Linked DNA regions of Homo sapiens: all the other regions are linked to region 3. Evidence: chromatin contacts called from ENCODE Hi-C or POLR2A ChIA-PET data. All regions are on one chromosome and are shown on one strand. The core of a region is the stretch at or near the end of the contact, and the rest is flanking DNA. Distances in the headings are between cores, read along the strand shown.

Region 1 (3,614 bases), core at 1,115-3,614, 1.3 Mb before region 3:
TCCCCAGTAGAGGGGATTACAGGCACCCACCACCGCACCCAGCTAATATTTTGTCTTTTTAGTAGAGTCGGGGTTTCACTGTGTTAGCCAGGATGGTCTCGATCTCTTGACCTCGTGATCCACCCCTCTAGGCCTCCCAAATTGCTGGGATTACAGGTGTGAGCCACTGGCACCCAGCGGGGCAGCCTGCTTTTATTCCCTTATCTGACCCCACCCACATCCTGTTGATTGGTCCATTTTACAGAGAGCTAATTGGTCCGTTTTGACAGGGTGCTGATTGGTGCATTTACAATCCCTGAGCTAGATATACACAGAGTGCTGATTGGTGCATTTACAATCCTCTAGCTAGACATAAAAATTCTCCAAGTCCCCACTACATTTGCTAGACACAGAGCACTGATTGGTGCGTTTACAAACCTTTAGCTAGACACAGAGTGCTGATTGGTGCATTTGCAAACCTTGAGCTAGACACAGAGCACTGATTGGTGCATTTACAATCCTTTAGCTAGACACAGAAGTTCTCCAAGTGCCCACCAGATTAGCTAGATACAGAGTGCTGATTGGTGCATCCCCAAACCCCAAGCTAGACACAGAGTGCTGACTGGTGCATATAAAATCCTCAGGCTAGACATAAAAGTTTTCCAAGTCCCCATCTGACTCAGGAGCCCAGCTGGCTTCACCTAGTGGATCCTGCGCAGGGCTGTGCCGGGCGCCTGCACTCCTCTCAGCCCTTGGGCAGTCGATGGGACCGGGCGCTGAGGAGCAGGGGGCGGTGCCCGTCGGGGAGGCTCAGGCCACGCTGGAGCTCACAGGGGTTGGGAGGGGGCTCGGGCATGGCGGGCTGCAGGTCCTGAGCCTTGCCCTGTGCAGGGCGGCTGGGGCCCGGTGAGAATTCAAGCGGGGTGCAGGCGGGCCGGCAGTGCTGGGGGACCCGGCGCACCCTCTGCAGCTGCTGGCCCGGGTGCTAGGCCCCTGACTGCCCGGGGCCGGGGGTGCGGGGCCCGCTGAGCCCGCGCCCACCTGGAACTCGCGCTGGCTGGCGAGCGCTGCGCGCAGCCCCAGTTCCCACACCCGCCTCTCCCTCCACACTTCCCCGCAAGCAGAGGGAGCCGGCTCTGGCTTCGGCCAGCCCAGAGAGGGGCCCCCACAGCGCAGTGGCGGGCTGAAGGGCTCCTCCAGCACGGCCAGAATGGACGCCAAGGCCGAGGAGGCGCCGAGAGCGAGCGAGGGCTGCTAGCACGTTGTCACCTCGCATTCTGAACCACAGACTCTCCAACTCTCCGGCGCTTTTCGCCCACTCGGTCCCTCAGAACACGAAGGGCTCTCTCATCCTGTCACTAAAACGATTAGCTGTCCGGAGACACGGAAAAAGTCGCCCCTCTTCTTTGCAGGATTCCTCCCTTGAACTTCTCCAAACCCTCTTAGTGTGACGTGACCCCACCCCTAGCTAACCCAGGCTGCTTCCTTACCAGCTTCCCGCCCCCTGGGGAGGCGGCAATGCAAAGACCGTCCGCTGCCAGCTCTGCCGCTATCTCTGTGGGGTGAATCTAACATGGCGGACAAAGACAGTAACTAGTCCCGTTTCTCCGCGTTTTCGCCAAGAAGATTGGCTCTTACCACTTGTCCCTCAAAACGACCACCCCATTGACTGGTGGCGATTGCGTCGACGGAGACGGGGCAAAAGCAAGCTGAACCCGAAAAATAACAAACACTGGGGCTGAGGGGTGGAACTACGAGTGCGCAGACATGGGCCAGAGCGCATTTCCCCTGCCCCAGGCAAATTCGGCGCTCACTGCGTCCCCGCAGGCCACTGACCTTACAAGACTACTTGCCCCAGACTCCTGGGGCTGGATGGGAATTGTAGTCTCCCTAAAGAGTTGTACGTATCTTTTTAAGGCCTAGTTTCTGCTTTCAAAATACGAAAACATAACACTCCAGTCCATAACTGTTGACAAGTACAAGCGCGCACAGGTCTCCAATCTATCCACTGGATTTCCGTGAGAATTGTGCCCGCTCTGGTATTGGATGTTCCTCTCCATAAGACTACAGTTTCTAAGGAACACTGTGGCGAAGACCTTTCATTCCGCAACGCATGCTGGAAATAATTATTTCCCTCCACCCCCCCAACAATCCTTATTACTTATATTTACCGAAACTGGAGACCTCCATTAGGGCGGAAAGAGTGGGGGATTGGGACCTCTTCTTACGACTGCTTTGGACAATAGGTAGCGATTCTGACCTTCGTACAGCAATTACTGTGATGCAATAAGCCGCAACTGGAAGAGTAGAGGCTAGAGGGCAGGCACTTTATGGCAAACTCAGGTAGAATTCTTCCTCTTCCGTCTCTTTCCTTTTACGTCATCCGGGGGCAGACTGGGTGGCCAATCCAGAGCCCCGAGAGACGCTTGGCTCTTTCTGTCCCTCCCATCCTCTGATTGTACCTTGATTTCGTATTCTGAGAGGCTGCTGCTTAGCGGTAGCCCCTTGGTTTCCGTGGCAACGGAAAAGCGCGGGAATTACAGATAAATTAAAACTGCGACTGCGCGGCGTGAGCTCGCTGAGACTTCCTGGACGGGGGACAGGCTGTGGGGTTTCTCAGATAACTGGGCCCCTGCGCTCAGGAGGCCTTCACCCTCTGCTCTGGGTAAAGGTAGTAGAGTCCCGGGAAAGGGACAGGGGGCCCAAGTGATGCTCTGGGGTACTGGCGTGGGAGAGTGGATTTCCGAAGCTGACAGATGGGTATTCTTTGACGGGGGGTAGGGGCGGAACCTGAGAGGCGTAAGGCGTTGTGAACCCTGGGGAGGGGGGCAGTTTGTAGGTCGCGAGGGAAGCGCTGAGGATCAGGAAGGGGGCACTGAGTGTCCGTGGGGGAATCCTCGTGATAGGAACTGGAATATGCCTTGAGGGGGACACTATGTCTTTAAAAACGTCGGCTGGTCATGAGGTCAGGAGTTCCAGACCAGCCTGACCAACGTGGTGAAACTCCGTCTCTACTAAAAATACAAAAATTAGCCGGGCGTGGTGCCGCTCCAGCTACTCAGGAGGCTGAGGCAGGAGAATCGCTAGAACCCGGGAGGCGGAGGTTGCAGTGAGCCGAGATCGCGCCATTGCACTCCAGCCTGGGCGACAGAGCGAGACTGTCTCAAAACAAAACAAAACAAAACAAAACAAAAAACACCGGCTGGTATGTATGAGAGGATGGGACCTTGTGGAAGAAGAGGTGCCAGGAATATGTCTGGGAAGGGGAGGAGACAGGATTTTGTGGGAGGGAGAACTTAAGAACTGGATCCATTTGCGCCATTGAGAAAGCGCAAGAGGGAAGTAGAGGAGCGTCAGTAGTAACAGATGCTGCCGGCAGGGATGTGCTTGAGGAGGATCCAGAGATGAGAGCAGGTCACTGGGAAAGGTTAGGGGCGGGGAGGCCTTGATTGGTGTTGGTTTGGTCGTTGTTGATTTTGGTTTTATGCAAGAAAAAGAAAACAACCAGAAACATTGGAGAAAGCTAAGGCTACCACCACCTACCCGGTCAGTCACTCCTCTGTAGCTTTCTCTTTCTTGGAGAAAGGAAAAGACCCAAGGGGTTGGCAGCAATATGTGAAAAAATTCAGAATTTA
Region 2 (3,364 bases), core at 84-2,583, 1.2 Mb after region 3:
AGGATGGGGGCTACGGGAAGCCCAAGAATTCAGCCTCTCTCTAAATGTCAACTGTTTTCCAGTAACCACAGGTCAGGGATCCCATACGTTCATTCTCCCTCCACAGTGACCCACAATATCCATCGGGTGTTTATGTATCCAAAGAAGAGGCTACTCATTCCATCTGGTAAACCAACATACTCATGATTTAGTGGAAAGAGCCCTGGAGTGGCACAGAGGGCTGCCTCAATACACACTTACTGAGCGTCTAACAATGAATGGGTCAAGCCCTTCGTAGGCACTGGCAATGGGAAGATGACCAATACAGACGGCTGAACCTTGCTTTCAAGGCCTTCATAAAGCACTGGAGATGACAAACACGGTCCGATACAAAGGGTCGGGTTCAGGACTCCAACCATTATTATCAAAGAGCCACGGGAATACAAAGGAAGGATTACTAGGGGGGAAGTTCCAGGAGGGCATCACAAAGAGACCTCTGAGCTGGATCCAGAAGGACAGATGAGTTTAAGCTGAAAGTGGGGACGGTCGTTCCCGCTGGTGGGAACCGAAGGAGCCGAGGCAGCGCTGAGGCGGAGACCAGGTGGCACCCGCGGCGCTGCAAGGACACACAAGCTGTTGCGAGGGGGTCAACTCTCCGGGCCTTGGCTTAGAAACCTGGGACGATTACACCCTAAAAGCGCTTGGAAAAACTGCAGAACTCGTGCTGATTTTCGCCAAAGCTACTCCCCCGCCGTGAGGGCAGGAAGCCCTGCGAGGCGCCTGCGAGGACGCAAACGCCGCGAAGCAAGTCCTCCACGCCTCCATCCCAGGTTTAGTGAAGTGTAGACTCTGACCCACAGCCTAAAGGAAAGCAAGACCGGAGTCGGGGAGGGCCCCTCCAGGAGCGGGCTCAGCGGGAGTCTGGCCGAACTGCTTGCTGCCACAGTGGTTCCGCGGCCTCGCGCTGAGCGCCATCCGCCGTCTCCCACCGCGGCCCCCACCGCCCCTCCGCAAGGCTCGGCACCTCCCGCCACTTCCTCGGTCGCTGCGGCGGCTCCGGCTCCTCACAGCCGCTAAACCCAGGCCTATTCTGTGTTAGGTCGGGCCTCCTCGGCCCTCTTCGCCGTGACGAATCAGCGCCCGGCTGGGAAAGTATCAAAATTCGGGGAGTTTTGAGGATCCAATGGGTCCTGAAAAAAATCCCTGAGTGTGCTAAGCATCACCGCATCTTCACTAGAAGGTTAGTTTTTCTAAAGAGGGTCGGGTGGGGCCCGGAAAAAAAAAAAAATTAAGAAGAGTGTGGAAAGTGCGAGTGCGGAAGCTCCGGACGCGAGGGGCGGGGCGAGCGCGGGACAAAGGGAAGCGAAGCCGGAGCTGCGGGCGCTTTTTCTGCCCGCGGGTGAGTGTTTCCAAGTGGGACGGACCGGGTCGGTGGGTGCAAGTCGTGGTGTCCCCGCTTGGCTAGACCCCGAGTTCCCGGGGGTTGCTGGGGTTCAGCCTTGGCCGTGGGGCCAGAGCCAGGAGCCGGTTGAGGCCTCCTTGAGGCCTAGCAGAGCGAGGGTTGGGAGGGAGTCCCATCTGGGGCCCCCTCCTTGGAGGCAAGGCCAGTCCCCCGAAATTGGTCAAAGCACCTGTGAATACCCCGTTTTAGGGGAGTTGCTAGTAAAGTACATTCTCCAAGACAAAGAGAGCGACCTCAGGAAGCCGTGGGCAAGGCAGGTCCGTGGTTCACCCCCCACCCGGGCAGAAGGTTCCCCCATTGGTTCAGGCAGCGACTTGAGGACGAGCAGAGCTCTGAAATAGTTTGGCCTGGGTTTGAAACCCAACTTTGGCACTTCCTGGCTGCATATGGCTTCAGACAAGTTGTTTAAACTTTCCGAGACTCCCTTGTTTCATCTGTAAAATGGGGATAGCTGTACATATAAAGTACTTGTGAGTGTTAAGCGAAATAGTGTCATAAGCGTACCCCGTATAAAGTATTTCTTGAACAAATATTTATCGGGTATTTATTTTTATGCCAGGCACCAAAGATGGATCCAACGGTGGACAAATGTACAAGCCCACTCTTAAATTTTGTATTCTAGCAAAAGAGAGCAATAATTTTAAAGTATTAACAATGAAGTATAACGTACAGGGAGCTTATGTTAGTTGTCAGGGTCCCCTGCAGCGAGGCCTGCTGGATGTTGACAGCTCCCTTAATGTGAGCAGAAAGGAAATCTACACCAGAGTCAAAGGTTTCTGGCTGTTCTTTAAGAGGGAAAGACTCAGGTTGGACCATTGAGAAAATGAGCTGTTTCTTTCCACACCAGGACTCATTCCTTATGCTCCAGGGAATTTCCTTAAAATTAATAATAGAAGCGAAAAATCAGATCTATTCCACATGTTTGGTTGCAAATACCTCCAATAGTCATAGAAGTTTATTTGCCTTCTTTCCAAAGATGAATTTTTGTCTTTTTGTACCTCACTATTTGTGATGTATGTTGATGTAAAGAACAAGCTCACATGTGCCTGGTTATGTTGTGAGCTGGTAATACTAGGAAAAAATTTCCTAAGAATTGAGCTAGGTCCTGACATGGTCCCTCTTTCCAAGTAGCATACAATCTAGCCATATTGATAAGTTAAAAAAAAGTTATAATAATATAGATCTGTGTAAACTGTATAGGAATACAGATGGGGGAGCAGTTAATTCTGCCCAGGTAATGTATCAAGAAAGTTCCCTTGAGGAGAAAAATTTTGAAATGGGCTGTGAATGATGAATAAAAGTTTTTCAGGTAGACTCTCAAAATTTATTCCCAGCATTTATGAAGCTATTTACCATTATAAGAGAATGTGAAGTTCATTGTCATACCAATTACCTTTTGCACTGCTTCCAGGAATAAAATGCTGCCTAATTTTAATAAAAATTGTTATCCCAAAAGCATGATACAGTTGCTGATCAGGGAGCTGTCAGTATCTGGTAGGCCTTGTTGCGTTGGACCCTGATAATACATCACTTTCTATTCTCATCCTTGTATCAGTCTGATGAAATGTTTACATGGCGTCAGCAAAATGTTTTCCATACAAGAGGTAGCTTAGTATCACAAGAAAAAACCTGAAAGTACATTTCTAAATATCCCCAGTACTTTATTTTAGTCATTTAATTCTAATCAACCAAATGACCTATAAGAACTAGTTAAAATACACAAAAGGCTTAATTACTAGGAATTAAGGTGAAGTAATTTTACTCAGAAATACCAATTAAATTACCCTATTCATTAGGAAAACATTCTCGTATGCTTGCTGAGTTTTGATTCTCTTTTTTTTTTCCTTTTTTTTTTATTTTAGTGTCTCAGATTCATTCTTAAGGAACTGAGAACTTAATCTTCCAAAATGTCAAGTAAGTTTC
Region 3 (3,702 bases), core at 760-3,259:
TGAAACATTTATGGCCTCAAGATACTATACATTTAAAGCACCCCAATGTCTCTCTTTTTTTTTTTTTACTTCCCTTTCTTCTTCCTTATATAACATGAAGAACATTGTATTAATCTGATTTTTAAAGATCTTTTTGTATGTTACGTGTTAAGGGCTTGTTTGGTATCCCACTGAAATGTTCTGTGTTGCAGACCAGAGTCTGTTTATGTCAGGGGGATGGGGCCATTGCATCCTTAGCCATTGTCACAAAATATGTGGAGTAGTAACTTAATATGTAAAGTTGTAACATACATACATTTAAAATGGAAATGCAGAAAGCTGTGAAATGTCTTGTGTCTTATGTTCTCTGTATTTATGCAGCTGATTTGTCTGTCTGTAACTGAAGTGTGGGTCCAAGGACTCCTAACTACTTTGCATCTGTAATCCACAAAGATTCTGGGCAGCTGCCACCTCAGTCTCTTCTCTGTATTATCATAGTCTGGTTTAAATAAACTATATAGTAACAATGAAGGCATACTGCTGGCTCCTGGCATCCATATCCTTTGATCTGTATTCCTTTGTAACTGTACTTTTTTCCAGACAGGGTATCACTCTGTCGCCCCAGGGCTGGAGTACAGTGGCACCATCACAGCTCACTGCAGCCTCCATCTCCTGGGCTCAAGCAGTCCTCCCACTCCAGCCTCCCAAGTAGCTGGGACTACAGGAGCATGCCACCACTCCAGGCTAACTTTTGTATTTTTTGTGGAGATAAGGTTCTGCTGTATTTCCCAGGCTCTTCTGGAACTCATGGACTCAAGCAATCCATCCTCCTTGGCCTCCCAAAGTGCTGTTACAGGCGTGAGCCACTGTGCCTGGCCTGGCCTGAACTGTACTAATAGTTTCAGTATATATGGTTTTAAAAATGCTCATCTACGGTCAGGCGTGGTGGCTCATGCCTGTAATCCCAGCACTTTGGGAGGCTGAGGCGGGTGGATCACGAGGTCAGCAGATCGAGACCATCCTGGCTAACACGGTGAAACCCCGTCTCTATTAAAAATACAAAAACTTAGCCAGGCATGGTGGCGGGCGCCTGTAGTCCCAGCTACTCCGGAGGCTGAGGCAGGAGAATGGCGTGAACCCGGGAGGCGGAGGTTGCAGTGAGCCGAGACCCGCGCCACTGCACTCCAGCCTGGGCGACAGAGCGAGACTCCGTCTCAAAAAAAAAAAAAAAAAAAAAATTAGCCTGGAGTGGTGGCGGGCGCCTGTAGTCCCAGCTACTCGGGAGGCTGAGGCACAAGAATCGCTTGAACCCGGGCGGCGGAGGTTGCAATAAGCGAAGAGCGCGCCACTGCACTCCAGCCTGGGCGACAGAGCGAGACTCCGTCTCAAAAAAAAAAAAAAAAAAAAAATTAGCCTGGAGTGGTGGCGGGCGCCTGTAGTCCCAGCTACTCGGGAGGCTGAGGCACAAGAATCGCTTGAACCCGGGCAGCGGAGGTTGCAATAAGCGAAGAGCGCGCCACTGCACTCCAGCCTGGGCGACAGAGCGAGACTCCGTCTCAAAAAAAAAAAAAACAAAAAACCCAAAACAAAACAAAAACAAAAAGAAACAAAAAAAAAAACGGATAACGAGTAACTCATTCATCCCTCATCCACTTAGCTGGGGCTAGATCTTATAAAAATCCTGTATTGCCACTCAAGGCTTTAACAACAGGTGATGGTCTAAGGTGGCTTTACTCGACAAAATGACTGCAGAGAGCATGCTACCCACTAAGGAAAGGAAGCGAGCCATACTCGCACCGACGCCCTGGGGGTAGGCCTGGGGCGAAGTCTTCTGGACTGGGCGACTGTTACTGACGGACCTCACCAAGGCAGGCAGAGCTGCTGGAGGCGAGGCGGCGCTGCTGGAGGCGAGGCGGCGCTGCTGGAGGCGAGGCGGCGCTGCTGGAGGCGAGGCGGCGCATGTGCGGCCGGCGGGCGACCTGGCCCCGCCCCGCGCGCACTATTTAATCCCAGAATCCCTCTGTGTCGTACCAACAGCCGCATCGTTCCGAGGCTGTGGAGGCCGGGCGCAGCGGCGTCAAGATGGCGGCTGCGGCAGTGGCGGCGGCGGCGGCGGCGGCCGCGGCTGCATCTCTTCAGGTACTGGAGATGGAGAGCATGGAGACGGCCGCCGCCGGCTCGGCAGGACTGGCCGCCGAGGTCCGAGGCAGCGGCACGGTGGACTTCGGGCCTGGGCCGGGGATCTCTGCAATGGAGGCGAGCGGGGGCGATCCGGGCCCAGAAGCCGAGGATTTCGAGTGCAGCTCTCACTGCTCAGAGCTGTCCTGGCGGCAGAACGAGCAGCGGCGCCAGGGCCTCTTCTGCGACATTACCCTGTGCTTCGGCGGGGCTGGAGGCCGCGAGTTCCGGGCCCACCGCTCGGTACTGGCTGCCGCCACCGAGTACTTCACGCCCCTGCTCTCGGGCCAGTTTTCCGAGTCCCGCTCGGGACGGGTGGAGATGCGCAAGTGGAGCTCCGAGCCGGGGCCCGAACCCGACACAGTGGAAGCCGTAATCGAGTACATGTACACCGGGCGCATCCGCGTCAGCACGGGCAGCGTGCACGAGGTGCTGGAGTTGGCCGACAGGTAGGCGAGGGAGGCGGGAGCGCGGAGGGCGGCGGGCGCGGAGAGGGGGAGATGCTCGCTGGCGGAGGGGAGGGCAGTGCCTGCCACGGCAGCTCGCGAGTCCTGAGTGAATGCATTGGTTTCACACTCGCTGAGCGCCTGCTTGGGGGCAGCCACCGCGGTGGGCGAGGAGGATGCACCATCAGGTCCGGCGAGGGCGCCCCGCGCCCAAGGAGCTCAGATACTAGGTGATGGGACAAAAGTGATGAAAAGGAAAGTCAGTATGTGGTAACTGTTGTGCTGACGTTCAAAAGGAATGAAAGGCTAGGGATTGAATAAAGATCTTTCTGAAGAGGTGAAGTTTAGATCGACCTCTGAATGTCAAAAAATAACTGACCGTGCAAAGATGGGGAATGAATATTCCAGACAGCGCAAACGCCCTCAGGCAGGATCCAGTTTGGCTTAGAGAAGAGAATTAAAATATAGTCCAGTGAGGCTGGATCTAGTGGATGAAGGGGAGAAGGATGCGTGAGATGCGTTGGAATAAGGAGTTTGGATTTCACTAAGTGTGATAGGAAGCTGGGTAAAGAAATAGCTCATTTAAATATTTTAATATTATTCTGCCACTGTGTTAAACGGATTGTAGGGAGCAGGAATGCTCCAGAGACTGGTTAGAAGGCAGGTAATACCGTTTATAGAGATGGAGAGGCGTTTGTTTTGGCAATTATCATCTTACAGATACATTAACAAAAATGCCTATTGAGCGCCTATTACGCATCAGCTCAGATGCGGGATTCTAAGGTGCTAGGGTTTCAGCAGTGATCAAAACAGACAAAAGTCCTTTTCCTTATCGCACTTAGGTTGGTAGATGGACGGTAAATAAGTAAAATGTATAGCCTGTTGGATGATTGTTAAATGTATAGCCTGTTGGATGATTGTCATCACTGATGAAAAATAAAGCATGGGGGGAGTACATAGAAACTGCTGGGGGAGAGGAAGTGTTTTCCAAATTGGGTGGATAGAGAATGCCCTATGAAGAAGACGTTTTGCTAAGAACCGAAGGAGGTAAGGTAGACTGTGTCAGGTAGGGGACACAGGTACAGAGGCTCTGAGGTGG

Evidence for each region. Hi-C counts contacts between places; a loop is a spot of excess contacts on that map. ChIA-PET counts read pairs that join two places held with the same protein, here RNA polymerase II (POLR2A). Pooled maps may share reads with other maps.
Region 1: a loop to region 3 is called in a pooled map, with 4 times the contacts of the local background. The contact joins the promoter of NBR2 here to the promoter of KLHL11 in region 3. A Hi-C loop is called at or near these places in 1 of 50 pooled maps. POLR2A ChIA-PET finds 5 or more read pairs at or near these places in 2 of 52 experiments (K562 and activated CD4-positive, alpha-beta T cell).
Region 2: a map of naive thymus-derived CD4-positive, alpha-beta T cell shows a loop between it and region 3 (15-fold over the local background). The contact joins the promoter of SMARCE1 here to the promoter of KLHL11 in region 3. A Hi-C loop is called at or near these places in 1 of 168 maps with a recorded cell type or tissue (naive thymus-derived CD4-positive, alpha-beta T cell) and 6 of 50 pooled maps. POLR2A ChIA-PET finds 5 or more read pairs at or near these places in 1 of 52 experiments (activated naive CD8-positive, alpha-beta T cell).

The regions. Positions count from the first base shown.
Region 1 is chr17:43,124,307-43,127,920 of GRCh38, reverse strand. It overlaps NBR2 (neighbor of BRCA1 lncRNA 2), which reads right to left and starts at 2,364. Exons shown (of 8, transcript NR_138145.1): 1 at 2,151-2,364. BRCA1 (BRCA1 DNA repair associated) reads left to right here and starts at 2,557. Exons shown (of 23, transcript NM_007294.4): 1 at 2,557-2,650. RefSeq lists enhancers at 365-1,178, 2,107-2,196, 2,326-2,350, 2,247-2,376, 2,483-2,505, silencers at 1,185-1,202, 3,226-3,261, cis regulatory regions at 1,227-1,256, 1,607-1,636, 2,313-2,321, 2,483-2,505 and promoters at 2,306-2,572, 816-2,572.
Region 2 is chr17:40,645,787-40,649,150 of GRCh38, reverse strand. SMARCE1 (SWI/SNF related BAF chromatin remodeling complex subunit E1) reads left to right here and starts at 1,333. Exons shown (of 11, transcript NM_003079.5): 1 at 1,333-1,378; 2 at 3,304-3,355. The coding sequence starts at 3,349. RefSeq lists a silencer at 800-1,094.
Region 3 is chr17:41,863,730-41,867,431 of GRCh38, reverse strand. KLHL11 (kelch like family member 11) reads left to right here and starts at 2,009. Exons shown (of 2, transcript NM_018143.3): 1 at 2,009-2,606. The coding sequence starts at 2,062. It overlaps ACLY (ATP citrate lyase), which reads left to right. Exons shown (of 29, transcript NM_001096.3): 29 at 1-514. RefSeq lists enhancers at 824-1,324, 1,325-1,825, 3,569-3,702 and a silencer at 1,859-2,048.